Linked DNA regions of Homo sapiens: all the other regions are linked to region 4. The links are chromatin loops, found by intact Hi-C in ENCODE. Cell type or tissue: MCF 10A. All regions are shown on one strand. Region 1 has its middle 48 kb from the start of TEX55. Region 2 has its middle 5.0 kb from the start of COX17. Region 3 overlaps GPR156 (G protein-coupled receptor 156). Region 4 has its middle 58 kb from the start of IGSF11-AS1.

Region 1 (8,000 bases), 210 kb before region 4:
AGGAGTGGCAGTGATGTACCAGTATGATTAAATGTGGAATTAAGGTGAAAATAAACATGGAGGTTACAGTTAGAAAGGAATCTGTTTTATAAACTCTGACAAAGTGGAAATAATAGAACAAACAAAAGATGGAAGGGGAAGAAAAAATGGGAGGTAGTGTAAGCACTTTTTATAATTAGAAGCTAAAATTATTTAAAATATAGATGAAGTAATTGAAAGTACATGTATTTAAAACTTTAAAGACAAGTACTAAGATAAATCTTATAATTCACTAACATTAGATGCTGGAGTAAGAAGAAAGTGAAAATGAAATGGAAATAGACTAATTTATTTAATCATTGTTGATACTGTGGAGTCAATAGATACCGTCCAGTGAAACAGAGAATTAAATGTGTTATACATTTAGGGTTAGCCCACAGATATATTTGCAAATGTGAGAAATTAGGTATATGAAAAGATGTTTATGGCAACATGATTTGTAAAAGCCAAGAACTGTGAATCAAGGAAGTTCCCATTAATTGGAACCAGTGAAATAAATTATGGTATATCCATTCAGTATAGCTCAGGGGAAGGAAGGATACATTTTATTGTATACCTTTTGGTAATTTAACATTTTTTGTGCCATGTCTGTATATGCTTTACTTTTTTTGTTTTTTGAGATGGTGTTTTGCTCCTGTTGCCCAGGCTGGAGTGCGGGATGGGATGATCTCGGCTCATTGCAACTTCTACCTCCCAGATTCAAGTGATTCTCCTGCCTCAGCCTCCCTAGTATCTGGGACTACAGACATGCGCCACCACGCTTGGCTAATTTTGTATTTTTAGTAGAGACAGGGTTTCTCCATGTTGGTCAGGCTGGCCTTGAACTCCCGACCTCAGGTAATCTGCCCACCTTGGCCTCCCAAAGTGCTGGGATTACAGGTGTGAGCCACCGCACCCGGCCTGCTTTACTTTTTAAAATAACATTTTTTAGTTTTAAAAGTAAATTTGTAAAAAGAGGCTATTTAAATCATTTGTATTAGAAATGATGATAGCCCGTGTTAGACAAATGGCAGTGGCACGGAGAGAAGTGGATGGATTGGAAGTATTATCAGTCAGATTTGGTGTTAGAATGATGAGTAGTGAGGAAGAGAAAGGAGTTGAAGACAACATCTATGTTTCTTCTAGTTTGGGTAACTGGATAGATGGAGGTGGCATTCCACAAGATGGGATATACTGATTCCCCATGGATCTGTCCTCAGGATTCATCCCTCATCTCCCTCTGTAGAATTCTGTTATGTCATCCCATTCCATGACTTTCGATTTACATATTTGTGAACAGTTTCCATATCTTTCATAAACTCTAGACTACCTGGTTATCAGATGCCCCCTGGATGTAACTTATATCACTTATCCTTGACTAATCACAAGACCCAAGATCATACACTTTAGATCTAAAATGAACCTTAGAAACGTCTCATGGTCCAGCCCTTTTATTTTACCAATGAAAAGCCTAAGACACAGATTATGTGACTTTTGGATTTTTCTTGTAAATTTAAATAAGTTGAAGTATGAAGTTACATATTTTTGATCTCCCTACTCCTTATTTAAATGATAATAAACTAAAACATTTCTAAGCAGTGAATAGTAGATCAATTTTGTCCTTTAACCACATGTGGCAAGTAGGCAACGTATGGGAATTAATGACAAATTGTCATCATCTCTGTGATCTCTGCCACACTGGCTTCAAAATATTTCTACCTGCCTAGACTCAAAGCCTCAGGGACTTCTTTATTCTCTTATTCTAAGGATCTTCTCTTATCCAACACTCCACATCAACCCACTGTTGAGTGATTTTTGTTCTTTTTCTGAAACATCTTATATCTGTGTCTTTTTCTCTATTGCCATTGTTACAGCTGTGGTTTACATTTTCATCTCTGGATGATATCAGTGGCCTTCAAACTGACCTCCTTGACTTTAGGCTTTCTCTTTTTCAGTTTGTCTTTGAAACTGCAGTAGTTTCTCCTTATCCATGCTTTTGCTTTCTGCAGTTTCAGTTACCCACAATTGCAGTCTAAAAATATTAAATGGAAAATTCCAGAAATAAACAATTTATATTTTAAGTTGCATGAAGCTCTGAGTAGCATAATGAAATCTCATGTCATCCCGTTCTGTCTTACCCAGGATGTGAATCATTCCTTTGCCCAGCGTATCCTCACTGTACACTCTGCCTGCCCATTAGTTTCTTAGTAATTGTCTCAGTTATCAGATTGAGAAAGTACAGTGTACATTGGGTTCAATACTACCCAGAGTTTCAGGCATCTACTGCTGCTCTTGGAATGTATCCCCAGTGGATAAGAAGGGACTAATATACAGCAAAATGTTTTTCTAAAACCATGGATCTTACTGCAACCTCTTGTAAAATGTTCAATAACTTTTCAAAACAGATAGATCAAAGTCCAGATTTCTTGATGGCATTCAAGGCCCTCCATGATTTCTAACCAGCCCTTGTGTCTGATTTGATTTCTGAATACACTTGCCACTGCAGCTATACCTGACTAGTCATCTTTTCCAAAATTCAAGCTGTAATTTTCTACTCATGTGTAGTAGTTTACCTTTTTCCATCTATGTGAAGTAACTTTTCTCTTATTTTTTTGTTGATGATTTAAGTATCCTTAAAGAGCTCATTCATCTACCATTTACTTTGGGAAGCATTCCTAGAGCAAACTTTCTTTCCCTGTACTCCCATGTCTCTGAATTTGTACCACCAATAGAATTATGTTCTCACAGTTTGCTTTCCATTCTACTTAGTGGTATTGTGTCCATGTACCTTCCCTCATGCAGAGATAATGTATTTTTCATTTTGATATACTACACTAACCTTCCCTTTCCCAGTTTTTGCCCATTCTCAGTGCTCAGAAAATTTTCTGGATTGAATTGAGAACTCTTTGTGACTCCTCTGCAGAACTTCAGTAATCTGAAATTGGATTAAAAACTGAGGTTAGACACCAGAGGGATTATCCGCAAACATTGAAGTAATAGTGGAACAAAAGTACCCTTGAAATTTGTTATACTTCTAAATGTCATTCTGCACCTGTGACCTTTTTTTCCCCAATTTTCATATCTTATTTATTTTGCAATTTGTTATAATTGGGGCATATTTTAAAAAGTGAAACATTATACTTAATATGACTGATTTCCCAAAGGGAGTAGGTTAGGAATGCAAAGAATTTGTTACCTGAGATAATAATGCAAGTTTTGAAACTTTTTTTCTGAAAACATGTGAGACAGAGTAGAAAAGTTATTTTGATTTTTAAAAAATATATGCCAGCCAATTGAGGACATCACCTTTGTGTGCTTTACGTTTTCTCCCACTAGAGAGCAGCAAAGATTCATAATTGACTCAGGCAACAGCTAAAAATGCTTTGGGATTACTTTTGAAATATAGTTTCCAATGCTAAATTGCACAAAATGCCTTTTCCATTAATTTAAAAAACATATTTTATTGACTTTCTGGCCAAGTGGAAACTAATCCGTAGTAAAGGCTTTTAAGTTTAGTAAAGCAAATTGTGCTATATGGCAGAACAATTTTCTTACCTTGGTTTTTGGCTTCATTTCTTATTTCATTTATTCATACAGCAAATGTGTTAATCTCTATTGTGCTAGGCACTATGCTGTTCTTGAGGGTACAAAACTGAATAAGATATAGTCCCTGCTTCAGAGAACCCTGTTTCATGAAAAAAATTGTTTTAGTATTTCTATGCTAAATACAATGGAGTATGCAAATATGTTATAAGACATAGTAACACATAGCATGCGTTGAATGCTTACAATATGTTAGGCACTGCTCTAAGTGTTTTGCTTCCACTATATCACTTATTATTCACACTCTAAGAAGAAAGAATTAGTATTCCCATTTTACAGGCAGGAAACAGAGGCACAAAAAAGGTTAAGTAATCTGCCACACATCACATGACATATAAATGATGGAGTCAGCATTTTAACTAAGGCAGTTTTAATACACCTGCATACTTCATCACTGTACTATACTGTTTCCCACATAAGCTTTGTTCTCCAAAAGAAAACCAAATTGGCTCGGTGCGGTGGCTCACACCTTTAATCCCAGCACTTTGGGAGGCTGAGGTGTGAGGATTGCCTGAGCTCAGGAGTTGGAGGCCTGGGCAACATGGCAAGACCCTGTCTCTAAAAAAAAAAAAAAAAAAAAAAAAAAAAATTAGCTGAATGTGGTGGCATGTGCCTGTAGTCCTAGCTACTTGGGAGGCTGAGGTGGGAGGATCGCTTGAACCTGGGAGATTGAAGCTGCAGTAAGCTGTGTTTGCACCACTGCACTCCAGCCTGGGTGACAGAGCAAGACCTTGTCTCAAAAAAAACCAATCTCATATGGAGAAATGAGACATCTTGGAAAAATAAACAGCATCATCGAAGTAAGTGCTTTCTCTTGAGGTTTGTAATGGAGTCTCAATAAAGGTACTCTCCTTTTCCACCTGGATTCTTGAACAGTTTGAGGAATAAAACAAAAGAGTTGGGTGATGGGGTCAAAATATCACCCTCTGATAGAGGCCAAACTGGAGGATTTGTTAGCCAAATGACACCAAGTCCCCAAGTTAGCAGGCTCTCTCTCTCTACCTCGCCACCTCAGGAAGGCCAGGTTTGGGGTGAACCTCACCCCCAACCTGTGCTTGCTGGGGTAGATTCCCTGGAGGAGTAGTGAAATGTGTGCTCTCCATAAGCAGTTTGCTCCCCAGAGGAAAAATGGGAGGTTCTGAGCCAAGCATGCCAAATTTACTCTTCCTAAGTTTACCAATAAGATAAACCATTTCATCTCCTGTGAGCAGAGAGATGCCATAATTATAGTTACCGAGCTCCTCCAGGGAAGGAAACATCAGAAGTAGTGGAGATGATGCATTCCTCCCTAATATTTCCTAACTTCTGACAGTGATTTCCTTTTTTTTGAGAAACGTATTATGGCAGACAAAATAGGGGCTCCCAAAGATGTCTGCATTCTAGTCGTGGAGCTTGTAAATGTCGTTACATGGCCAAAGGAAATTAAGGTTGTAGATGAAATTAAGTTCACTAACCATCTGACTTTAAAATAGGAGATTATCCTGGATTATCTAGGTGGATCCAGTGTAATAAATCTTAAAAGTAGAAGAGAGATGTGGAAGAATAATCAAGATGGCAGCATGAGAAAAACTTGGTACCAAAAGTATGAGAAAGAGCCGTTATAACAAAATTTTTTCTTACAAACATGGGAACTTCTAGTCCAGAAGAAGGGATGGTATGCATTACAAGAAGTAGAGCTCAGTGTCTTAAAAGCTAGAAACTCTTGGCCACCCTTTTTGCCTAAGGCTCTAAAAGATGAAATTGGGCCTGCAAGAGAGAGAAAGTTACTATTTGTATAAGCCAATAAAGGTCTGTGTTATTGTTTGTTTCCCCTTTGATACGCCTTGGCATTTAGTAAAGTCATGTTTGAATTTCTAGTCTTTTCCCACTGTGCCACTGGACATAAAGAAAAGGTGCACTTTCACAGCATCGGGTAGAGAGTTAAATACAAAGTAGCACAACTTCACAACCTAGAGGCAAATATGATGAAGGCATTAGTAATCTGCAAGAAGATTCAGAGGAGTGGAAAGAGTCTCAGACAGGATGAAGTAGTGTAGTTCAGTTGCTTTTCTCCATTTGAAGATTCCTCGGCATTTCTGGACTGTATTATTATTAATATAGATTGCATTTCATTTTAAGAATTTATAACCATATATATGTATATGGCTGTATATGTGTGTATATATACACATGTATATATGTGTGTGCATTATATATATGTATGTATATGTGTGTGTGTATATATATATTCTACTTGAAGTCAGAGCCATGTTTCCCACTTCCACATGTATGTCCAAAAGCCTGGGCCATAAGGGGTAGACCAGTTAATAAAGACTTGAGGGTGAGTATGCCCACCAGTAGGTACCCTCCCATCAAGAAGAGTGCTTGAAAGCCAAGTCACTGTAACCATGATAGAGTTTACTCAATACATCCATTGTTTTCTTAGAGTTTCTACTAAGTACTAAACACTGTGCTAGGTAGTTGCTGGAGTTAAATATAAATAAATAAATAAATAAATAAAACAGTTTTCATCCTTAAGGAATTCTAAGTATACTTGAAAAGAAGGACATGCAAGTGGATAGTTAGAACATGATATAAGCTAAGTAAAAAATAAAGAAGTTTATAAGATGCAATCTTCCATGGGCCCTGAGTATCCCCATATACTCCTTCTGGGTATACCAAGAATGAAAGCTTCTGATTTATCTCTACCTAAGCCATTCTCAGGGTTGGGTTTGCAGTATGCAACCTTGAGGGTTTAGGTAACTTCTTCCCCCAAAGAATAGGCTTGCTAACTGTGAAAGTGCTGAATCTCCAAGTTTAGTGTTTCTCTCCTGTAAAGCAACCTACTGCATGTGTAGGCCATGGTCTCTAACTCAATGTTGTTTTTTTCTGTGAGACTTGGAGGATGTGAGGAACTGGCATGAACATGAAGCTTTGGCTACTACTTTTGCTGTAAGTAATGAAGTCCTTGGTCCCTATCTAGGAATCTCATGTCTTCTGCCAGGATCCATGAACAGTAATAGGTTAATTTGTTAGCTTGTAAGTAGAGTAAAATCCTAGACCCTTCATAATCCCTGACTGTACTCTGCCTTGGGAAAGTAAACTGATATTTTAGCTAAGACTTGAAGAGTGAATGTGGATTTTTAGGCTGACAATAAGGTCACCTGTACCATGTCAAGTAACAGAGTCAGGCAAGGCCACCCTGTGAATATTTTAGCTCTCTTGTTAATTCTGACCCTTGTATGTCTGCTTGGTTCATTGTTCAATTCTTGGAAATATTGTGTATATTCTCTTTGTGCAAGATTTTTTATAGTCTATGGTTATTAGTGTGGAGAGGGTATTAACAAAAACAAAGATTATACATTCTCAGATACGAGCATGAACCATCCCAAGTGTGTATGTATTAGATTCAGCTTCTTATTGTCATTTTTCAAATACCAACTTTGTTTGAGTTTTTACTTTGATACTTTTCTTTAGCTCATTTTTCAATGTGAAATTACTTTTCCTGAACTTTTGGAATAGGGTGGGTTTCAGGAAAGTTTTTCATAATATTACAGAACTCCTTCCTTTATGTGGTGTTAAAAATATAGAGACTTGTCCAGGCTCGGTGGCTCACGTCTGTAATCCCAGCACTTTGGGAGGCCGAGGCGGCTGGATCATCTGAGGTCAGGTGTTCGAGACCAGCCTGGCCAATGTGGTGAAAGCTCATCTCTACTAAAAATACAAAAATTAGCTGGGTGTGGTGGCAGGAGCCTGTAATCCCAGCTACTCGGCAGGCTGAGGCAGGAGAATGGCTTGAACCTGGGAGGCGGAGGTTGCAGTGAACCGAGATTGTGCCATTGTACTCCAGCCTGGGCGACAAGAGTGAAACTCAGTCTAAAAAAAAAAAAAAAAAATAGAGTTGCTCTCTGGGATTTTCTGGCTTTGTTCACCTACCCTACTTTGGTGTAGATATTCTTGTTCCTTTTTTCCTATTCTTTTCAATTTTGGTTGCACTCACAGCAGTTTCTCTCTTTGTTCCACCCTTCTGTAGCACTCCTAGCTCTTTTTTCAGGATTTCCTTCCTGGAAGACATGAACTGATAAAAGGATTCTGTTGTTACATCTGTCAGAAGGTGCCTAATTGCTTGTTATCTTTCCTACCAAAGAAATGCTAATACCATACAGGTTTTCTGGCTGTTAGTGGTTCACCACTACCCATGTGTATGTTGTGGTTTATAGGAGTACCTTGTTGTTCAATTAGTAAATGAATATTACTCATTTTTTGGTACAACAACCAAAAAATGAGTAATATTTATTTACTAATTGAACAACAACTTTTTTTTTTTTTTTTTTTTTTTTTTTTACTTCGCTATGTAGTCCTTCTTTCCATTTTATGTGGGGACTTGAAAAAATGGAAAA
Region 2 (8,000 bases), 800 kb before region 4:
TTCTGGAGCTTTAAGATTTGACTGCCCCACTGGATTTCAAACTTGCATGGGCCCTGTAGTCCTTTTGTTTTGGCCAATTTCTCCTATTTGGAATAGGTGTATTTACCCAATGTCTGTATTCCCATTGTTTCTAGGAAATAACTAACTTGCTTTTGATTTTACAGGCTCATAGGCAGAAGGGACTTGCATTGTCTCAGATGAGACTTTGGACCATGGCCTTTTGAGTTAAAGATGAAATGAGTTAAGACTTTGGGGGACTCCTGGGAAGGCATGATTGGTTTTGAAATGTGAGGATATGAGATTTGACAAGGGCCAGGGGCAAAATGATATAATTTGGCTCTGTGTCCCCACCCAAATCTCATCTTGAATTATACTTCCATAATTCCCACATGTTGTGGAGGGACCCAGTGGGAGACAATTGAATCACGGGGATGGTTTCCCCCATACTGTTCTTGTGGTAGAGAATAAGTCTCACAAGATCTGATGGTTTTATCAGGGGTTTCCACTTTTGCATCTTCCTCATTCTCTTTGCCTGCTGCCATCCATGTAAGATGGGTCTTGCTCCTCCTTGCCTTCCACCATGATTGTGAGGCTTCCCCAGCCATGTGGAACTGTAAGGCCAAAGGCCAATTAAACCTCTTTCTTTTGTAAATTGCCCCTTCTTGGGTATGTCTTTATCAGCAGCATGAAAACAGACTAATACAGGGTGTGTGCAATTGACCTTTTTCTTCTTTCTTTCCTTTTTTTTTTTTTTTTTTTAAGGCAGGGTCTCACTTTATCACCCAGGCTGGAGTGCAATGGAGTGACCTCGGCTCACTGCAACCTCCGCCTCCTGGGTTCAAATGACTCTCCCTCAGCTTCCTGAGTAGCTGAGATTATAGATGTGTGCCACCAGGCCTGGCTAATTTTTGTATTTTTAGTAGAGACGGAGTTTCGCCCTGTTGGCCAGGCTGGTCTCGATCTCCTGACCTCAGGTAATCTGCCCACCTCAGCCTCCCAAATTGTGGGGATTACAGGCGTGAGCCACCATACCCAGCCACAACTGACCTTTTTCATCCAGTGATTAGCCTGGCTTTCTCCCACAAGCATGTGGACAAGTTGATTAAGATCAGAGAAGCTGGGCTAGTAAGCTTCAATTGTAATGTTAAATTCATCAGCAAAGCAAAGAGGGTCCTGGGTAACTTTAGGAAATTCCTTGGCTTTAACATGGATTTCAGCCTTATTCCAAGGGCATAGACAATCTAAGGAACCTCAGGATTGTTAGTGGGTCTAACCCTACAGGGACAAGTTTTTATAGGTTGAGGATGGGGATCAGAAGCTGGGAGGGTAGTAGGGGAGGAAGTATCAGGATTGAGTGGGGTTTTCAGAAAGGGAAGGGTAGAGAGGAGAGAGAGGTGGTGGTACCAGGGGAGCAGAAAAACTCTGAGTTTCTAAGGCCTTTTAAAATCTTCCTTTCGTTGTTTATCTGTCTTAGTTAACTTAGTGATGGTATTTTGGAGTTAGGTGATTTTTGAGGCTTGAATACATTTAGATGCTTCAAGATACCACTTAAAGTTTATGCTCCTTTCAGGCAATTTAATTTTGTAGCCATGGCCTTCTAATTTAGTTCTAAGAAAACAAGTTAGGGAGTTCAAGAGATGGCCATTGTAATTCCAAATTTTCTTTAGTGTAATTGGTCCATTGCGATAAAAAAAGAATAGGAAGATGGACCATAATAATTAAGCATATAACAAGCTAGAGTCCCCAATGTTGGGGGGCTATTTTGGTATATCTTTGAATTTGGGGAGTTCATTTGTAAATAAACATATCCAAGTGAGTCAGTGCAAAGCCAAACACACAAAAGCCAAAATAAAAATCAAGCACACAAAATGAACCAAAGAGTAAAGTACATACTCACCGGGAAGAATGACAAAGCCTTCTTCAAATCCCTTACAAATAGAGGCCTAATAAATAGGAGAGGAAAGGCCCTTCATAAAGAAATCCCAAATAAAGCTGAAGAACTCAAATCCAAAAAAAAAAAAAAAAAAAAAAGGGGTGTTTAACCCAAGAAAGACTCACTGGGGTGAAAAAAGATCACCAGCGGAAGTAGGGGGCTCAAGGGGTCTGACAGTGAGTACTGCACACCATAGTTCCAGGGGCCATTATCTTTCCAAGTGAATCTGCTTTGCATCTCACTTCTGACACCATGTAATGTCAATAACAGATAGAGACTAATCTCCAAGCAAAAAGAGTTTATTTTGAAATAAACAAAGAAATAGGATTGCAATCTGGGACAAACATACAAACTGAAGTGGTCTCCAATATATTCAAAAAAAAAAAAGGAAATGGTTGAGGTTTCATTGGGAAAAGAGAAAGGTTATTGGTGCTTGTGGCATTTTGCAGGAGCTGGCAAGCTCTGATTGCTGGGTGGCAAAAGTTACTAGGTAAAACAAGCTTTGAAGTCATGGCAGCCATTTGTTGTCAAACTAGTCTTAAAATTGTAGCAGCTGTTTCATTGGATTGGGCTTGTGGGACAGTTTCTGGAGCAGGCTTTTGAGACCTGAGTGTTTTTTCACCCCTATGGTCCTCTAACTCTAAATTTTAGTTGGGTATAACAGGAATGACTCCATTTGTATAATCAATTTTTCACTTTAGATAATCGACCTGTGGTAGACAGATTCTTAAGGTGGCCCCTGGATCCTGACCTCCTGGTGTTCATGTTCTCATGTGATCCCCTCTTTTCAAGTATTTTAGCCAATAGAATATGCCAAATATGATATGATAGATGTAATTACATGGTTCTCTTACATAAGACTGTAATGCCCATATTTCTGGGTGGCTCTCTATCCCTTGCTGGCTTTGAGGAAGTAAGTGACCATGTTGGGAACCCTATTTGGCAAGGAACTACAGGAGGCCTCTAGGAGCTGAGGGTAGCCTCCAACTGATAGCCAGCAAGAAACCAAAGCCTTTAGTCCTACAATAGCAAGAAACTGAATTCTGTCAACAACATAAGATTGGAAGCATATTCTTCCCCAGTAGAACCACAGATGAGACCACAGTCTCAGCTGAAAGCTTGATTCAAGTCTTGTAAGACCCTAATCAAAGAAGTCACTTAAGTAATGCCCTTGACTACAGAAACTGTGAGATAATAAATATGTATTACCACCAGGTATGTGGTAATATTGTTATACAGCTGTATTAGTCTCCTTGGGTTGCAATAACAAAATACCATAGACTGGGTGGCTTAAGCAACAGATATTTATTTTTCACAGTTCTGGAAGCTGGGAAGTCCTAGATCAAGGTGCCGGTCAATTCAGTACCTGGCAAGGATCCTGGCTTTACTTCTGACTTGCAGAGTGCTGCCTTCTTGTTGTATCCACACATGGGTACAACAAAAGGACTCTGGTCTCTTCCTCTTGTTATAAGGGTACTAATACCATCATGGGGGCTCCATCTTCATGACATCATCTAAACCTACTTGTCTCCCAAAGGCTCCATCTTCAAATATCATCACACTGGGGATTACGGTTTCAGTATATAAATTATGGCAGGACACAAACATTCAGTCCATAGTAATAGCAATAAATCACTAATACACAACCTTCGTGAAATCAGGTCATGTCATTTAGGTTACTTGTATTAAAATAACTTTGATATTGGAAAGGGATGTTAGTTCATAAAATTTAATTAAAACGAAGTACATAGTAATGTTGGGAGATAATTCTCCATGGGTGCACATGTTTCTGCGTGTCTTTTTTTTTTTCTTGAGATGGAGTCTCGCTCTGTCGCCAGGCTGGAGTGCAGTGGTGTGATCTCGGCTCACTGCAATCTCCGCGTCCCAGGTTCAAGTGATTCTCCTGCCTCAGCCTCCCAAGTAGCTGGGACTACAGGCATGTGCCACCATGCCCAGCTAATTTTGGTATTTTTAGTAGAGATGGGGTTTCACCATGTTGGCCAGGATAGTCTCGATCTCTTGACCTCGTGATCTGCTCACCTTGGCCTCCCAAAGTGCTGGGATTACAGGTGTGAGCCACCGTGCCCGGCCTTCTGCATGTCTTTCAAGGGGTGGCACTGTTTGCCTTTGTTCCTTTGTGTAGGAAACAACCTTGGAAGACAAAGGTAGTGTCTACTTTGGGAGCAAAAGTCAGACATTTTTACTGCCCACAACTAAAGATTTGAGTTTCCTAAGCTCACTGTTCCTTTCCTGTAATTCAACCCAGTGCATATGTGGATATCATCTGGCTTTCTTCACATCACCCTGTGGGACTTGGAACTCAGGGAACTGGCATAAAAATGCTGATATTCTGCTGCTGCTATTGCTATAAGTAATAAATTGTCCTTCATCTGTGACCTAGCTGCTTGGAGGCTTCTACCAATAATATGGTTTGGCTGTGTCCCCACTGAAAATCTCATCTTGAATTGTAATCCCTATGTGTCAAGGGTGGAACCAGGTGGAGGTAACTGGATCATGGGGGCAGTTTCTCCCATGCTGTTCTTGTGATAGTGAGTGAGTCTCACATGATCTGATGGTTTTATAAGTGGCATTTCCCCTGTTGGCACTCACTCCGTCCTACCATCTTGTAAAGAAGGTCCCTGCTTCTCATTTGCCTTCCACCATGATTGTAAGTCTCCTGGAGCCTCCCTAGCAATGCAGAACTGTGAGTCAATTAAACCTCTTTCCTTTATATTACCCAGTCTTGGGTATTTCTTTATAGCAGCATGAGAACAGACTAATACAACCAACATTCATAAAACTGTGGCAGGCAATTTGAATAAAATTGCAGCTATAAAGAACGATGTACAGTACATATTTACCTGTGGAAATTGGAAAGCATTTTTTCCTTTGCAGGGGCAGATATAAGGACAAAAATTACCTTACTTACTTTTGTAAGTTAGTTTATACAAAGTAGACATAGTACATTAGGCCAATGAGAATTTAAGTCTTGTAATTCTTATCTCTCAACATATGGTGTCACTCCTTCTCCACCAACAACTACTCACCCTTACTTGGTAAAGCTGGCACACCTGGGATTAGTTAGGCCTGAAAAATGGCTAAAAATACCTTTATCATAGAAGGATTTTAGAAAGTACTTTCTCAGTTGTTGCTTCTGGCATTACCAGGGCTGTCATGCATCCACAAAATTGCTGTTTGGTGCCACTGGTAGCTAATGTCCCCATTCAATAACATACAATAAACATATTCACTGTGCTATGAAAAAATCCACTACAGTCACCACTTCAAGTCTTAATGCCTGCTAATTTAGCAATTATAGTAATAGCAAAGCATTCCAAAGGTTTAAAAGAGCTCCAATTCTGGTTAAAATCAAAATTGATGAGCAAGAGCTTGATATAAAAGGTATGAATCAAACTAATTTCAGAGTTGCCTTTGTAAGACAGATGGGTGAATTTTATCTTTTATTATTTGGTATTCATCAGCCACCTACTGTCAATTTAAACTCTAATTACAGCTCTCTAAAATTATTTTTCTTGGGGGAAGTGGGCTATTAAGATTTTTGTTGGGGTAGAATGGGAAAGGATAAATTTCTTATGTTATATACTCCTACCTTTCCTTTAATACCGAAACAGGCCATCCCACGAGTATAAAAGCATTTAGACTGGGTAGGAGAAGAAAAAATGATAGAGAAAGAAGAAAAGCATAGTGATAACATAAAAATCAAAAGTTGACCTTACAGCTTACTTTATATAAATTATTATTATTATTATTTTGAGACAAAGTCTCACTCTGTTGCCTAGGCTGGAGTGCAGTGACGTGATCTCGGCTCACTGCAACCTCCGCCTCCCTGGTTCAAGGGATTCTCCTGCCTCAGCCTCCTGAGTAGTTGGGATTACCGGCGCCTGCCACCACGACTGGCTAATTTTTGTATTTTTAGTAGAAACGGGGTTTCACCATGTTGGTCAGGCTGGTCTCAAACTCCTGACCTCAAGTGATCTGCCCACCTCAGCCTCCCAAAGTGCTTGGGATTACAGGCGTGAGCCAGCACGCTCCACCTTACTTCATATAAATTAAAAGGTAGAAGGAAAAGTAACCCACATATGTGGGTTAGCTGTACCATTCTGAAGCAAGAGGATAGTTTAGTAGCTAGATATAAATGACTAAATATTTCACTTTGGAAAGGCCACTGGTTGTTTTTTTCAAAGTCAGGAGAATATTTCATCCTGAAGAAGCAGTTGTTGAAAGAGTGTTAAGGGTTACAGCACTCAGTAAGGAAACCAAAGGTTGTAAATGTCTGGAACACAGCAGGTTAAAGAAGTGTGGTGCAGAAAGGGCTGCTACTCAACTTCTTTGCCTGAGGCCTGCCTATATTAGCTAACCTGAGGAAGTCACAGGCAGTGTTATCACAACCAGTAATCTTTCTTCCCTGAAGCAAGGAGGGACAGTGGGCCAAAAAATCTTCTCAATTGCAGAAAAGCTGTTTGAGTCTTTGGGTCTGTTATCTGTCCCTACTGTTTATCTCAATTCTCTTAGCTCTCTAAACTCTGTTAGATATTTATCTTCCTTTTCTTCCTTGTTCATTTCCTATACATAAAAATGCAATAGCACAAGTGAATACAGATCAATGATTAGTTTTAAAATAAAAAAATTTTGCTTTGCATTAATTAATTAATTTTTTTTGAGACAGTCTCACTACATCACCCAAGTTGGAGTGCAGTGGCACAATCTCGGCTCACTGAAATTGCCACCCACTGGGTTCAGGTGATTCTCATGCCTCATCCCCCCAAGTAGCTGGAATTACAGGTTACCACTCCTGGCTAATTTTTGTATTTTTAGTAGAAATGGGTTTTCACCATGTTGGTTGGGCTGGTCTCAAACTTCTGACCTCAGATGATCTGCCTGCCTTAGCCTCCCAAAGTGTGGGATTACAGGTGTGAGCCACTACACCAGGCCTTGCCTTGCATTTAGATAAATTAAGTAGGATAGTAGACAGAGTACAGGGAGAAGATGATGAGACTCAGGATTGCCACTTTCAAGTTACGCAGCCTTGAACAAATGTACACCTCTGAACTTCAATTTTTCCCCAACTATAAATGTAGATAATAATTTTGACTGCCATGAAGATTAAATGATGGTTCACAACCTCGACAGCCCTACATATATGGAAGATATTGCGACTGAAGGTGACATTGTTTCAACTGAATACATATTCTAAGTGAACACATTAGTTTTTTAACTTTTAAAATTTTTAAAAATATGTAGATTTCAAATATTTTCTCCCAATTCTATCATTTATTTGTTAACTTTGTCTATAGTATTGTATGTAAAACCCCAAGCCTTTATTTTGCTGTAATGAATTTCTTCAATTTTTTTGACATGCAATTTGTACTTTTGAAATGTAACATAAGTTATTCCCCCATCCCTCAGTATTAAAATATTCTCCTCCACAATTTGCTATTAATTTCATATTTCAATCTTTCCAATCTAGGTCTTTAATGCATCTAGAGCTCTTCCTTTTAATGTAGTGTTTAATTTTCTCCAGATGGTTAGCCTATTTTCTTTTCCCCAATAATTTGTTGAACCACATTTTATTGTATATTAAGGTTACAAGTGATGTTGATATTGCTCATCCAGGAAGCACTGTTTGATTAGCAAGATTCTAAACAATGTGAGTTAGCACCTAGTTGAAAGAATTGATAATAATGGATGAGGGTGAATTTAGAACATGAGGGTAATATGTTGTATTATTAAAAATATCAATCCAGAAGGAAATAAAAATCATCCTTATTGAAAGTTTTCAGATGACAAAATGGGGATGGTCTTAGTAACCTGAAAAATACACATATAGAAATTACTCTTATACAGCACCAGTTCACAGACACGCCTGTAAATTCCCTGAGTTAAATATCTATAATATAGAAACAAACTTTGATTAGGTGATGCTGAAAGTTTAAGTACCTAAAAATACCTATCACCCTGCAGCTATTGAACAGTGCCTCCAAGTCCTGCTTTAAAAAATGATTTTATTGGCCAGGCGCGGTGGCTCATGCCTATAACCTAGCACTTT
Region 3 (8,000 bases), 1.3 Mb before region 4:
TGCTAATAATGATATCAGCATAGAAGTCATTGTAAATGTTTGGTGTCTGTTTCATTTTTGATAGCTACATTTGAAGCTCCTTGGGAGGGCTGACCTTGGAGCATATAGCTGAGAGCACATGGGATACTCTAGCCCCTCTGTCATTTAGCCAGTCAACAAGGAGAAGTTTTGACCTTGACTCTTTTGCAGATTATCAAAGACCTGCAGTTGCTGGGGTTGGTGGCAGCCCTGTTGATGGCTGATGTGATCCTGCTCATGACGTGGGTGCTGACTGATCCCATCCAGTGCCTCCAGATTCTCAGTGTCAGTATGACGGTGAGGGGCCAAATCCCTAGAGAATCTCATCCCCAAACTGGACTGACCTCTGTGGATACACAGGAGTCATCCTTGCAACAAGAAGATAAAGGACTCCAAGAGGAGGGAGAGTCAGGAGTTGTGGCTTCCATGTAATTCTTGCCCTAGTCTGCTGCCACTCCCACTGCTCCTCCTGCCCGAGTGTCTCTTTGTGGGCATACAATGAGATATCAGCATGCTGGAATCTGCCTGGCAGTTCTGCCACTTCCACATTATCAATAATTAAAACTTTCAGCTATCGGCAGTTACCTTCCCCTAATTGTAGAGGTGGAGGTAGTAGTTTAAGGTGGCCTTTGGAGTCAGTCAACCCTGGTTCAAATCCCAGCTCTACCAAGCTCACCAGTTGTGTGACCTTGGGAAAGTTATGTAACCTCTCTAAGTCTGTTTCCTAATTGGTAAAATTGAGATAATAATACTACCTATCTCATAGGGTTGTGGCAAAGATTAAATGAAACAATGTAGGTAAAAGACTTAACCATGTCCAGTACATACTATTCAATTAACAAGAAGTATGGCCGGGCACGGTGGCTCACGCCTGTAATCCCAGCATTTTGGGAGGCTGAGGCAGGTAGCTCACTTGAGGTGAGGAGTTTGAGACCAGCCTGGCCAACATGATGAAACCATGTCTCTACCAAAAATACAAAAATTAGCCAGGCGTGGTGGCACATGCCTGTAATCCCAGCTACTTGGGAAGCTGAGGCAGGAGAATCTCTTGAACCCAGGAAGCAGAGGTTGCAGTGAGCTGAGATTGCACCACTGCACTCCAGCCTGGGTGACAGAGTGAGACCCTGCCAAAAAAAAAAAAAAATTATTATATATCTCCAGCCTCACGAGGGGCTGAGGAATACAGTGGAATCATGGAATCGTGACACTGCAAGATTAATGTTTAAGGATTCAATGATTTGCAAAAAGCAGGTGCATAATGAAATAGTTTATAGTTTTGTTGAGGCACTAATTTGATTGGGGTAGCAAAGCACATAAATGAGGGGTAAGCCCTAGTGTCACCAAGCACACAGCTGTTAGCCCAACTTTATCATCTCTTCTCCTAACACGTAGTCACTCTCATTTAGGTTCTAGTGGAGTCACCTAAATGCTGCAGTTTTTACATACTGAGGGGGTATCATGTACTCTAGAAGAATTCATGCTCCAGCATGTTCACAAAGATCTGCTTTGTGTTCCTGGTAATTGTGGGCACCTCCAGTTCTGACTCTGTGTCCCTTCTAGGTGACAGGGAAAGACGTGTCCTGCACTTCGACCAGCACCCACTTCTGTGCTTCCCGGTATTCCGATGTTTGGATTGCTCTCATTTGGGGATGCAAGGTTGGTAACCACATCTGATATGGTCTCTGTCACCAAGAAAATGGATATGAAGAGGGAATTACAGGAATTAACGAGGTGATGTCTGCAAAGAATCTTGAACTCAGAGGAGACCTCTGTTGATGCATAAACTTCAAAGCCATGACTGTTTTTACTTTTCTATTTGTATTTGTTTGGGGGAGACCCTCCAACTCTTTAGACTCCCTCATTCAGTCCTCCCCCAAATCATCTGGAATTCACCCACTGTTTCTCCTATTTATTGGTCTGGTTTCTTAATTGATTTGACAATACCAGTTTTCCCTTCATCTTCCCTGCAAGAGGAATTATGAGGAGAAATTTGACCCAGCTTTATTTGTTCTCCTAAGTGCCCTTATTATGTCTCTTGTGTTTTCTTCAAGATTTGGGCGAAGGTGTCCTGGTGCCTTTCACCCACCTGACTTTCTCCCTCTGGTTGGAAGCAAGACTGGCTCTGAGACAGATGGCAGCATTCACAGGGCCCTTTGAGGGGTTCCACCTGTCTCACAGTGTCTCCCATACTGCCCCAAATCTCTCACCATTAGACTCATTTGTCTCTGTTAGATGGGCAAAAGTAGAATATTATTTCCAGAAGGTAGAGGATACCTGCATGGAGCACTGAGGATGGTCCTCAGAACAGGACAGCTGGTTTTCAGCTTAGGGAGACAGAGAACTGGTGCTGAGGGGTACAGGGCAGTCCTGATTCCATAAACAAGCAAGTCCTGCCTGACAGCAGACTACCTGTTGACTATCAGGGCAGAGAGTTCTGGTTGACTGATTACTGGCAGAGGAAAAGGAGGAGTTTTTGTAGAAATAAGTACCCTTTAAGGGTAAACTCTGGCCGGGCACAGTGGCTCACACCTGTAATCCCAGCACTTTGGGAGGCTGAGGTGGGTGGATCACTTAAGGTCAGGAGTTCGAGACCAGCCTGGCCAAACATGGTGAAACTCTGCCTCTACTAAAAATATAGAAATTAGCTGGGTGTGGTGGTATGCACCTATAATCCCAGCTACTTGGGAGGCTTGAGGCAGGAGAATCACTTGAACCTGGGAGGCAGAGGTTACAGTGAGCCAAGATTGCGCCACTGCACTCCATCCTGGGCAACAGAGCGAGACTCTATCTCAATAAAAAAAAAAAGGGGGGGTAAACTTTACCCACTTCACCACTAAGAAAGTATTAGAAGTTGTTGCTTGTGAGGAACAGGTTTAGGGGTAGGCCAGACTAGGGCAGGGAAACATTCCTTTTTAACTATGTGCAAATATTACTTTGACAGAAATATTTTTTAAAAGAAGACTCTAGGAAGTGAACAGCTCTTGATCTCCAGAATCTTGCTAATGGTTAAAAAAGGAGCTTTAGTTGTGACAGATCAGGGTTTGAATCTGACTCCGCCCCTGGCTAGCCAACCCTGAGCCTCATTTAACCTCTCTGAGCCTCAGTTTCCAAATTTTAAAATGCGGATGATGATAATATCCCCTCAGAACTGTTCTGTCTCTAAAGAGTTAATGCATGTTAAGAGTTTTCAGCCGCTCCTGGTCCATAGCAAGAGCTCAATAAATGTTAGATATTATTATTACTATTCTTCCACTGCCCCCTAGACACTTCTGGAAAATACATTGCCTCTGTTGGTTCCTTGAGTCCCTGTAGAAGAGTGTGTCCTCCCTAGCCCAGAAAGCCAGCACTTCCCCCATAGCTACTTACTTTGTGACTCAATTTGATTTATTTTCTCCATTGCCTTTTATATACTCTCATTTCCATTCTATTTTACTGTAATATCTTTCTGTAGGAAAAAGAAGGAAAAGGATGGAGCATCAGGAAACTTACTGAGCCAGACCCCATAGACTCCCTGGTCAGTGAGAAGCTCCTCAGGAGGACCCCAATCTCCACATTGAGTCCTAGGACCCCTGCTCTCTGTCAACTGCCCCCTACCCCACACTTCTCAGCAGTTAAGGCCAGTGATATGCAAGGATCAAATATGACTCACTCAGACACCAGCCAGGAATGTATAGACACTTGATTCACACCCATTTCCCCTTTAACAAGAATTTTAATGGAATTAAAAACTTTTAGTGGAATCATATCTGAACATTTCAAAATCACAGAATTAATTTCATTTGCCTTTTATTAAATTAGCAATGATCCAACTCTGCTGAATACCACCTGATGGCGTCAGTTACCCAAAAGTTGGGCTTCCCTGGTCTCCTGACTTATGTGTCCTCTAGTCATTGAAGATCTCAGGGTGGCCACATTTGGCCTTCAGGCCCCATTTGGGACACTGGGCATTAGGGGAACCTGGAAGGTATCTCTTCCATGCTGACTCCTTCCCTTCTGGCACAGCCAGTTCTCCAAAATATGTTCTTTAGTGTCACCCATGAAGGTGGAGTTGACCACGTCATATGATTTGAGGGTCACCAGCAGGTGTCCTGCTGATACCTGACTTTATTTTCATTATTAGTTCTCCCTCTGAATCCCACAGTCCCACCCCCACCTCGTCTCCCATGGCATCTTCACGTTCTGAGTCATCAACATGAACATTTTTAGGCTGGGCGCAGTGGCTCATGCCGGTAATCCCAGCACTTTGGGAGGCTAAGGCGGTTGGATCACCTGAGGTCAGGAGTTTGAGACCAGCCTGACCAACATGGTGAAACCCCATCTCTACTAAAAATACAAAATTAGCTCAGCATGGTGGCACAAGCCTGTAATCCCAGCTACTCGGGGGCTGAGACAGGAGAATCGCTTGAACCCGGGAGACGGAGGTTGCAGTGAGCAGAGATCATGCCATTGCACTTCAGCCTGGGCAACAAGAGCGAAACTCCATCTCAAAAAAAAAAAAAAAGAAGATTTTTGTGCTTACCTTAAATCTACCTACCAGACCAAGTGTTAAAAGCCAGGACCATGACTTCTTTGTGTCACTATTTTCTGCCCTACACGTACTATGGCACTGCACACATAGTCAGAAAGGTGAACCTAATTGAATCTATGTGTTATGTATTATTGACTAAAGCTTTGATTTCTGTATGAATGCAGCTCCTGTGGAGGGGGCAGCACTTTAAGGTGCTATGAGTTATTTTCTCCTTAGTACAAATGACAACTCTGAGAGCAGGTTTATATTCATAGGAAAGAGAACAGAATAGGGCCCTGGGTTCCTTGTAGGGGAGCAAGAAATGTCACAAAAAGGGTGAGAACTATAGATGGAGCTTTCGCTGTCTGTGCCTGCCCCACAGTCTTGCCTGGGTCCCAGCCTGCCTTTGTTCTCCCCTTTTTTTACCCTTCATCTCCCATAAACACTCACTGGCATGGAGCCGCTGCTAGCCTGTAGAGATCCTTTGTGTAAATTTTTTGAAGGCCCATCCCTTCTAGTCAGATGCAGTCTTGCAGGTGCAAGGCTTGGCAAGCAGATGGTGCCTTTGGGCAAATTAGAGAAAAGAGCCCCTTCCTATGGGCACTACCCTGGCTGTGGCACATGACTTGACAAGCAGATCAGAGGTCACTTTCAGCTTCCCTGTGCACCCTCAGCTTTGAGCAGGGCAACACCAGACAATGGCTGTGGTAGCACTCACTATCAGAGGTTCTGTGGGCCCACTGTCCTCCAAGTGCCCAACAGCTCTTTCTGTAGGGATACTAACCCACCCACATGATCCTGTCCTATGCCTTGTCTCAGAAGAGTCTTATTTAATGGCTGACTTGCTGACTTCTGATAAACTAATTCTCAGCAAAGGAGAGGAAAATAACATTTATTAAGTATCTAGTAGGTATAAGGGGCTGCCCTGAGGGTTTTCTTATGTGATATCTTAGTAAATCCTCATAGCAGTCCTTAAGGTAGGTATTATTATCCTAATTTTACAGATGAGGAAATTGGTTGCAAACCTACTGCTCATTGACCTCTTGTTCCACTTCTCTGAGCCTCCGTCACCTCTTCACCCCCCAGGGTCTGCTCCTGCTGTATGGTGCCTACCTGGCTGGCCTGACTGGCCATGTCAGCTCCCCTCCTGTGAATCAGTCCTTAACCATCATGGTGGGGGTCAACCTCCTTGTACTGGCTGCTGGGCTGCTTTTTGTAGTCACCAGATACTTGCATTCCTGGCCCAACCTGGTCTTTGGACTCACATCTGGAGGGATCTTTGTTTGTACAACTACAATCAACTGCTTCATCTTCATTCCCCAGGTATGGATTTTGCAGGGCTGGTCCTCTTAGTCACTCTAGAGTTTTTCACTGACAAATTGCTCATTTTGTTTTCTACTGATACCTTTCCATGCCACTTATTGGAGAGTCAGAAAGCAGACAGGGGATCCTAGTGAGCTGGTTGCCTTTGTCCTTTCTCACTGTCCTGGTCAGCAAGGGGGACAAGGCAGAGTGGTCCAAGCAGTGGTGGCAGCCCCTGTTTGCACTCTTCCACACCTGTGGTGCCTGTCCCTTGGGGGGGCTGCCTCGCAGTCCTGCTTTTCCATCCACCCTCTGGTCTGCTGCACTCGTTCCCCATCCTCCCCTCATTTCCATCATGTTATTACTATTTCTTTCACTAGCCTGGGAGCAAGGAACCTTTATATTTTTCCAATTGGGGATTGCAGACTCACAGGAAAAAATCCATTTAGATGGAACTTTATGATTTAAAGTGCTTTCTCTTTCTTTTTATTGGAGGAAAATACAGAACATTTCTCTGCTTTTTACAATAAGGAGAGGTAGAAACTAAATAAAAATATGTTTCATATTATGGGGATTTTAAAAAATCAAATGAGGGAGGAAGACAGAAGCAGAAATAGCCAGATAGCAAAGAAGAAAGGTAGTCAGAGGGAACAGAGAAGGAATCCTAGGCTCAGAAAGCAAGGGGATGTGGGATTGTTCATGCTACACCCTGGGGACCATCAAGCCACATATATCTAGGTTAATGAACTTGGCACTAGGTACTTTCTTGTTTCCCTCCTAGTTCTCCTTTTCTTCCCTCTGAGACCTCCCTCATCCCACTCCTCCTTCAAGACCCTGTCCTGATTCCCATTGCAACTTCCAGTTGACTGTAAACTAATTCCTCATGATGGAGCTAACTGATAATGTAAGTGTTGGCTGATGGCACGTTACAGTGTATTTGTGAAAGGGAAGAGTGCACTTTGGGTCATGATGGTATGACATGGGCATAGCCCTGTTACGATTCTTCTCTATCACAAATCCTCATTACAGTACTCAACAGAATACATAAATATGGAAAAATCTGCAGCAGCAGCACTAGAAACGATGGATGGCTATTGCCTCTGTGCCAGAAACTGGAGGAATTTTTGCCAAATCTTAATGCCGTAAAAACTGGAATGAAGGAAGCCATTTAGAGCTGAGGCTTGTTTGTCTGGGATGAGGCAGAAATGGGCTCTGAGAAGCAAGGACTGTTTCTCCCTGGGAGACCGGGGGCGGGGGCGGGGTGGGTGGGCAGGGGTAAGGGTAGGCAGGTGCCTTTTGGGAAGCCCACCCCTTAGGCCCTGCAGCCAATATTGTTGGATTGGTAGCGATCAACAATGCAGAGAACTGGTGCTGAAGGGTACAAGGCAGTCCTGATTCCATAAACAAGCAAGCCCTGCCTGACAGCAGCCTACCTGTTGACTGTCAGGGCGGAGAGGCCTGGTTGACTGATTACTGGCAGAGGAAAAGGAGGAGTTTTTGTAGAAATAAGTACCCTTTAAGGGTAAACTCTGGCCAGGCACAGTGGCTCACACCTGTAATCCCAGCACTTGGTGAGGCTGAGGTAGGCGTATCACTTGAGGTTAGGAGTTCGAGACCAGCCTGGCCAACATGGTGAAACTCTGTCTCTACTAAAAATATGAAAATTAGCTGGGCATGGTGGTGCACGCCTATAATCCCAGCTACTCGGGAGGCTGAGGCAGGAAAATCACTTGAACCCGGGAGGCAGAGGTTGCAGTGAGCCGAGATTGCGCCACTGCCCTCCAGCCTGGGCAACAGAGCTGCTAACCCCTTTCTTCCTTGCTTGCCTGCACTATAGAGACAGCAACAGCTAGACTCTTCTTTTGCCAGCTTCCCATAGAGATAGGAGTGCCTATATGACACCATTTTGAACACTAGAGGTTTTCTGAGAAGCTTCTGAGAAAGCTTTTGCTTTCCTGAAAAAGGTTATAAGCATGGCTAACATCACCCTTTTTACCTTCTTCCTGCCTTGAATGTATGTGATTCCTAGAGCTATGGCAGCTCTCTTGTGAACATAAGGAAAAGACTAAGAGAATATAGTTATAATACTAGGAAGATACAGCTCTTTCCATGTAAGATTATAAATTCTGGAGGAAATGATCTATGAAGGGAATCTGCAGTTCACAAGAAGAGG
Region 4 (8,000 bases):
TTAAATGTCTGCCTTCATGTGATAGATTTGGAACACCTTCACATTTTTTAGTTCTGAGCACATAATATTTATGGCCAATGGTGTTTATTGAATAAAATGAATACTTTTATTTTTCTTTAAATGAGACAGGGTCTCACTTTGTCACCCAGGCTGGAGTGCAGTGGTGCGTTCTTGGCTTACTGCAGCCTTGATCTCCGAGGCTCAAGCGATCCTCCCACTTCAGCTCCCCAAGTAGCTGGGACTACAGGCGTGTGCCACTGTGCCCGGCTAATTTTTGTATTTTTTGTAGAGGTGGGGTTTTGCCATGTTGCCCAGGATGGTCTCAAATTCCTGGACTTAAGTGATCTGCCTGCCCCGGCCTCCCAAAGTGCTGGGTTTACAGGCATGAGCCACTGTGCCCAGCCAAGTAAAATGAATACATTTTACAGTTAATCCAAGAGCACACAGGACTCCAGGACTGTCTGAATGCTATGCTCTTCTGTTATGCTCCCTGCAAGAAACTGCGACATAGAAATATTAGGCAAATTGTTGACCACAGTGGAGTACCCTCTGTCTTAGCAATGGCCCCAGAGAACTATCCCAATGCATATATACTTCAAAAAATATTAAAATCACGCTGTGTAGACAGTTGGTACCTCGCTGGTTGTTTTTGTTTTTGTTTTTGAGATGGAGTCTCACTCTGTCACCCGGGCTGGAGTGCAGTGGTGCGATCTTGGCTCACTGCAGCCTCTGCCTCCGGGGTTCAAGCGATTCTCTTGCCTCGGCCTCCCCAGTAGCTGGGATTACAGGCACCTGCCACTATGCTTAGCTAATTTTTTGTATTTTTAGTAGAGACTGGGTTTCACCATGCTGGCCAGGCTGGTCTTGAACTCCTGACCTCGTGATGCACCCACCTCTGCCTCCCAAAGTGCTGAGATTACAGGCGTGAGCCACTTGCCTAACCAGTACCTTGCTTTCTATAACTATTATATTCTTGGGCGATTATTATTTTAAGAAATATTTATGTAACTAAGTATTATTCCATTATACTACGATCATATTTTAAATCTACTGTTTTCCAAACAGTGGCTCACAACATATTAATTGGTAGGTTTAGTGGGTTGTAATCAACATTTTAAAAAATGAAATTGTATGCATTATATGTAGTTAACAATATGTATTGTCTCATGAAGATTTTACTTCAGATCTCTCCACACAGACACACACACATAAATGTATGTTTACTGTGTGGATATAAATGAATAGTGTAATTGGATTATAATACACCTTTTATTTCTTATTGAGGATCATGGTCAAAAAAGTTTGAAAGTTGCTGTTTTAAACATTCTTCAACAGGAGGAAATTTGGGTCATTGTATTTTTTACTATTATAAATAACACTGTAATGGATTTCCCAGGGGATAATTTCTTAAGTTTGTTTCCTTAGAAAGGATAGATAGGGAAAATATTTGGGCCAGAGAATATGAGCTTTTAGTCTCCTGATATCTATTGCCAAATTATTTTCTAGAAAGATTATAGCAAGTTATACTACCAGCAACATCATATGTGCTCAGGTGAATTTTTTAGTATTGGGCTCTGACTAGTGAACATTCTCAGGCATTACAGGAGGGAGCAATGCACATTCCAGGGCAGAGAAATCAGAATAATCAAGGAACTGAGATGGGGTTGTTGAAAGTGTTTATTAACTTTGATTATAGCAGGTAGTGTTGTTCATGGATAGTTGGTGAAAGAGAGCAGTAATATAGTCAAATAGTTTAGGGCCGGAGATCAGGGGTTTTACATGCACTGCTAAGTTTTTGTCCTTTATTCTTGGGAACTGAAGCACCATAAGGTTTGAAAGCAGAAAGTGAAGTGATGACGTCAGCCCTATATTACAGAATGAGAAAGTGGAGGAGAAACTAAGTTTCATAAGCTAGCTGGGTGATTATTTCAATAATTCAGGCAAGAAATGCATGTGCCTGGGAACCCAGTCTTGCTTTCCAATGGAGAAATCAGATGACAAACTGCCCAGTATACTCCATGAGACTCTAGAGTGCTCTCTAGCCTCTAGCCCCAACGCAGTGGTTGAAATCCTCTGATGGCCTGGGTTTGGTGATATTTCTGGAGCAATTTGATGATGGGATGGGACACAATCCAAGTATAGGGCCATTGAAAAACACACGTAAAAAATCACAGTATATTCTGCTCAAAACTCAGCCATTTCTGATGGACAAAACTTGGAAACTATTAACTTGACTGAGGGGTGAGAGTCGGGGCAGGAAATCCATTTGTGGATTGAAGATTCTGATTTGGATGACTGTGAATGACTTTAATATTTGAATATGGCATTTATGAATACTGGGGAAATAACAAGGGCTCAGGGAAAATGCAGGGATGCCAACTGCTAAATGTCTCATTTGTTCTGTAGTTCTGTCTATTGAACAGAATCAGATATAAAATGGAAGATATATACCTCTATATATTAAGTGACTGAGGCAAACCTGGAAAGCTGAATTGTGCAAAGCCACAGTGCACACATTTTCACTATTTTTCCTTTCTGCTTTGCTTTTCTCCGGATTTTATTTTTTCAACAAATATTTAAGATTTTTAAATATTTAAAACTACAAATTAAGCACTTACTATGTGCCTGGGACTGTTCCAGGTGCTGAAGATGTGGAAGCAAACCAAATTCTGTCCCCTCAAATAAACTTACATTCTAGAAATCCTAACATAGATCAAGATTAGGATAGCCACTCTAGCAGTATCAAATCATAGATATATGTGTGGCACTCTAACCAGAAAGTTCTATTCTTTACCATCCTACACTGTAGATAAATGGGAGATTATGATTTTGCGGCTATTGAGACTGTTGAAGCTGATTATTCTCTTTCAGTCAAAATCTACTTAGTATGGAACACACCTAAGTTATGCTAATATGCATATTAGACCCTGGTTCCTCTTTAACAATAGCAGAATGTGTTCTGGGATTGGATTTGGGAAATACAGTACTTCCTTCAGCTGACCAGCTGTGCAATCTTAGTCAATTGACTTAACCTCTCTAGACTAGTTCCACTTTTCTGAAATGAGTACAATATCTGCCCTACTCATTATACAAGGTAGTTATAAATTTCAAGTGAGATTACAGATATTTAAAAAAATTTCTTTGAAAAGTACAAGGAGTAAAACAAATACAAGGTTACTGTTATCCCCCATGTTTTTAAATAGTCCTAAAACACGCTTGTCCAGCTATAAGGGCAACCAAGTTCATCATGACTGTTGATCCGGGAAGGAGCAAAGAAGGTAGGGAGAGGACAGTGTGCTGTTAGGGGCAGCTTTGCATCAAGAAGATCCAACTCTGAGGGATAGTCATAGGACTTGGGGGATATCAAAACAACAGAACAAGTAACGCTTTTGAAAATTCTACTTTAACAGTCTGCCAGTCTCCAGCAATTAGCACATAACCATGTCCCAAAGACACTTCCTGACAAATAGGGAGTCAAGGGGATGCAGTGGGAAGAAATATGCCGCAAAAACAGTCATCTGCAATGTAACATGAAATGGTGCAATGTTTTTTGTTTTTTTCTTTTTGCTTTGTGTTGTTTTATCTAGGTTAAAATGTAGGTGATGTTATAGGATGTGCATTACACTTTTTCACTTTCTTGTTACTTTTAGATCTGGGGCATTGATTGTTCAGTAGCTGTAGGGTGACACTTACTGCAAATTCTATGAAACTGCAACCCTTAAAAATTCAACATTTGGGTTGAATATTTGAAGCGTGATGAATTAGTAATGACAGATCCTACAAGCCCCACATGAAAATCAGTTTCACTGTGCCATGGAATACTCATTCTTCTTTAATTGATGTGCTTCTGTAAACGGAAAGCCAGTTATGAATTATACTTGAGTGCTCACACTGTGCCCTGTGCTGCCCCCAGGTGGTGGAGGAGGCAGTGGGCCGACTGGGTGGTGCACTGGATTGGAATCATCACATTGCCAGCTGTGTGCCACTCTCTAGCTCTCTAACTAAACCCTACCTTGCCTACACAACTGGATTGTTATGTGGATTAAATATTGTGTATGTAAAAGCTCTGTAAATTCTGTGCATAAAGTGGTTTGCATTTTGCATATATTTATAGATCTAACTTACACCACAAGCCTGGTAAGTAAGTTGTCTTTTATCCATATGTTGAAGACAAAAAAAAAAAAAAAAAGCATAGGAAGGTTAATTGGCACAACATCACAGAGACACTAAGTGGCAGAGCTGGGATTTGAATCCCAGCTTCAATATGGCTCCATAGTCTTATGTTGTTGTTATTTATACTATACAATCTCTGTGTAATTTTTTATTGCTATGTAAATTATCAGAGTTTAGTGTCAGGAAAGCACCATGAGGACTGAGGTTGCCTCTCAAAGGCAACTATAGTTGAATGAAGGAGCTGAGCCTAAGATTACTAAATCTGAGCTTCAGAGCAAATGTGAGCTCTACAAGGGAAAAAGCACAGGGCATGTGGTTAAAATTAAATCTAAGCTCCAAGGGGCCTGATGGAGGAACAGGTTAGACCCTCAGAGGAATCCGGGATCTGGCCACAAGCATTGAGAAGCTGGCTAAATGGACTTGCAGATTCAGAAGTGGGAATCCAGTGGAATTCCACTCCTGTGATACTATGATTATGGTGTAAGTAGAAAAAGAACTGGTCATCAAGGTGTGACTGGATGGACAGCTATTAGTACCTTCCTAATCTCCCTTGCCTTGGGATTGCATGGAATCCAGGGTTTCTGGGCTGTTTAAATCTACAAGTGGCAGTTAAATGGATGTATGTGATGTGTGCCACATCCCTTCTTTTGGAGACCCATCTTCCTTCATTCTGTGTGGCTCGGGTGGGGCTGAACAGCCTCTTCATTCTACCCTCAGGTCCAGAGAGGAGCATGTGGCCAGGCCTGGGCAATCAGAGCTTTGTTTGCCTGAGCTATTGAAAACAATGTTGGTTAGAGTTGGTTCCATTCCCCTGGCCTCAGTGATTGATTCATGGAGGATCATGTGACATCATCAGGACCAATCAAAGCTATTGAAATTGCATTGTCTTTTCTTCTGTGACTGTGAGGTGTAAGCACAACATAAGCTGCAACTACATGTGGGCCATCTTCCCCAAAGTATCTTTTTGGAGAGGATGAGCCCAACATGCAAAGAAATGCAAAACTTAGCACACACCATACTATTTATTTAAGTTCCTGGATCCAGCCCTATGTCAAGGGTCTAGCTTTAGATCTGCACTGTTTAATATGATTGTCATTGGCACATGTGGCTATTGAGCACATAAAATATAGCTAGGCCAAGTTGAGATGGCTGGAAATGTAAAATGCATACCACATTTTGAAGATTTTGTACACAAATTTTCAAATGTCTCAATAATTTTAACATTCTGATTACATATTCAAAGTAGAATAATTTTGGATATACTGAATTTAAAAAATACATTCCTAGAATTAATTTTACCTTGACCTTTCAGCTTTCCAAAGTGTGTCTACTGGTAAGCACTTTTAAAATTATGTATGTGTCTCACACTATATTGGCTAGTGCTTCAGAGACAAAAGCCAATCGCCTTTTTCACTAATTCTAATTTGACTTGAGTTTTTGTCACTTGCAAATGACAGAGTTAGGACAGGCCCATATTGGGTCCCAGCTTGGGAAGTTAGGAAGACACAGGACTGGGAAGCAGAGTCTTGCCTAAGTCATCAGGTGGAGATCGCAGAACATTTGGCTCTCCATGTAAGTGGCTTTTGTGACCTCCCAAATCACATTTCTTTTCCTCATTTTTCTTCTGAGTTCTAGGCACAAATTTCCAGATACCGGCTAGATCTTTCTCTTTATCCATTCCATTACCACACAATCAATATGTGCATAAGCAAGCCTCCAGGTCCCTGTGCTCAACCGTACTGAAAGATTCAGTCATCCTTGACCTCACCACCCTCCCCTGCCTTTTGATTTCCAATCAAAAGACTTTTGCGCCAGGATGAACTTTAAGTTCCTCTAGTTGGGTATAATCTCATTTCACAGATATAAAAACTGATGAGTCAGAAAGCCAGTGGAATCATTCTCCATGCTCTTTGCCTGCCATGGCCCTTCCCCAGTGACAGAAGCAGGCAATTTCTTGATTTCTGCCTCTACCTTTCCCTGCCTCCTCTGACTTCTCTTATAGCTGCTTGGGTTAAATAATCTGCTTGATCACACTGCCCCCTTGTGGCACCAACAAATGTTGGTTAGTAGTGCTGAGCAGAGGAACCCAGGAAAAGTGGAGTCAAGGATTAGAGAAGCTATGTTAATTTTATCTCTGTTTGCTTATTTGTTGTTATGCAAGAGGAGGCATATATTTTGGACTCATTTACTTATCAAATTAGTATTAGAGAACAAGCCATATTCAATAAGTTAAAAATAACATACTTCAATGTTAAGGGTGAAAGAGAAGAAAGAAATAGAAAGGGAATCATTAGGAGTAAGAGATGAGGACAGACCTCAAGAGTGAGACAGAGAAAGAATAACAAAAGGATATTTTCAAAAGAAAGAGACAAGGAAAGATGCTGTGAGAAGCACAGAGACACACAGGAAAAGAGACCTTTAAATGAAAAAAGCAGTCACTGCAGAGTGAGTGTTCCGCAGAGGCCAGTGTTGTCTTCCCAAGAAAGATTTCTAGAGGGTCAAGAGAAGGGCTGGGGTCCTTTTTGGGTGGTGATAGAATAGATGGGCCAGCTGAGGGAAATCGTGAATTGGACTTAGGGAACTTACAGCTCAGACTCTGGACAAAGCTAGGCAGGCAGGGCAGGGTGGATGGTTTCAAATACAACTTGATGTTCCCTCTCATAGCTCCTGAGGCTTAGTGCCAAAGGGCTGTCTCTCAACTTCCTGTGGAAGGCACTGTAAGAGACTGAAGATGGAGGTTACCAATGGAAGGGTACACTAGAAGCCAGTGACAAAGCATGTCCCTCCTGTGTCAGACCATATTTGTCAGCTCCAGCTGCCATAACAATCTGCTATGGACTTGGTGGCTTAAACAACAGAAATTAATTTTCTCACAGTTCTGGAGGCTGGAAGTCCAATACCAAAGTGGCAGCAGGATTGGTTTCTGGGGAGGCCTCTCTTTCTGACTTGCATGTGGCTGCCTTCTCCTGTGCCGTCTCATGGCCTTCCTTCTGTATGCACATGGAAGGAGAGTGATCTCCAGGGTCTCTTCCTCCTCTTATAGGGACACGAGTCCCATCCGATTAGGGGCTCACCCTTAAAACTTCATTTAACCTTAATTACCTCCTTAAAGGGCCTGTCTCCAAATACAGTCACATTTCGGTTAGGGCTTCAACATATGAATTGAGGCAGGGGATGCACAATTTATTCCATACCAGGACCATGTTAGAACATTGGAACCTTGGTGATAAGAAAGCCTCTCCCACCTCCACAGTGTGGCAGGCACGGGAAAGAGCAGCAAAACACCAAGGGATGGAGGGATATGACAAGGAGGTAGCAAGGGGCTGGAGCAGGTGGCTGGGGGGACGAGGTCTGCTCCTTCGGAGGTTGTCAGGTCTTCTCATCATCTGCCATGCAATAGTGATAGGAAGAACAGGGTAACTTCAGTCCTGGGGGGATCAGAGGTGGAATTTTCTCCATTACCATAAAGATGAACTTGTAGTGACTCTCCAGCACAGTGACCCACTCATAGAGCTCTATCATGGAAAGGGAGGAGCTCTGGCAGAGTGGGGCTCTTAGCATTTTCACTGGCAGAGGCTTGGTTTTGTTTTTAAAATTATTCATACCTTTCTCAGGCTTGTGAGAGGTAATCCTCTGCACCACTATCCTTTTGTCTCCCAGTCCGCTTCAATCCTCACCTGTCTATCAGCCCCCATCACTTGCTGTTTGTTTACCTTACAAGTGATGGGGGCCGATAGACAAGTGAGGATTGGCCAAGGGGAGTAGGAGAGAGAGAAAGAGTCAACCATGCCCCCGACCACAGCCATGCCCCCCCCAGCACACACAGA

Evidence for each region. Peaks named below come from ENCODE experiments on the same cell type or tissue, not always from the same donor. Only the 100,000 strongest peaks of a DNase experiment are listed, where the experiment ranks them.
Region 1: it touches region 4 in a loop (15-fold over the local background); 104 of 110 quality-filtered maps call a loop at or near these places.
Region 2: it touches region 4 in a loop (15-fold over the local background); 24 of 110 quality-filtered maps call a loop at or near these places.
Region 3: it touches region 4 in a loop (15-fold over the local background); 2 of 110 quality-filtered maps call a loop at or near these places.

What each region holds. Positions count from the first base shown.
Region 1 is chr3:119,094,168-119,102,167 of GRCh38, reverse strand. It overlaps a transcript of IGSF11 not described here. Among named protein-coding and RNA genes, the nearest start is that of TEX55, 48 kb to the left of the region's middle. In MCF 10A, a CTCF peak has its summit at 3,370 (motif pointing right); a DNase peak (open chromatin) is centred at 3,357.
Region 2 is chr3:119,678,447-119,686,446 of GRCh38, reverse strand. No RefSeq gene overlaps it. Among named protein-coding and RNA genes, the nearest start is that of COX17, 5.0 kb to the right of the region's middle. In MCF 10A, a CTCF peak has its summit at 4,958; no DNase peak of the experiment used is centred here.
Region 3 is chr3:120,178,973-120,186,972 of GRCh38, reverse strand. It overlaps GPR156 (G protein-coupled receptor 156), which reads left to right. Exons shown (of 10, transcript NM_153002.3): 6 at 190-315; 7 at 1,579-1,674; 8 at 5,612-5,848. LOC105374065 (a long non-coding RNA gene) reads right to left here. Exons shown (of 3, transcript XR_924392.3): 2 at 3,385-3,463; 3 at 1,574-1,700. Among named protein-coding and RNA genes, the nearest start is that of GSK3B-DT, 88 kb to the right of the region's middle. In MCF 10A, CTCF peaks have their summits at 3,866 (motif pointing right) and 5,064; DNase peaks (open chromatin) are centred at 3,892 and 4,152.
Region 4 is chr3:118,880,769-118,888,768 of GRCh38, reverse strand. No RefSeq gene overlaps it. Among named protein-coding and RNA genes, the nearest start is that of IGSF11-AS1, 58 kb to the left of the region's middle. In MCF 10A, CTCF peaks have their summits at 3,652, 3,851 and 6,215 (motif pointing left); DNase peaks (open chromatin) are centred at 3,908 and 6,218.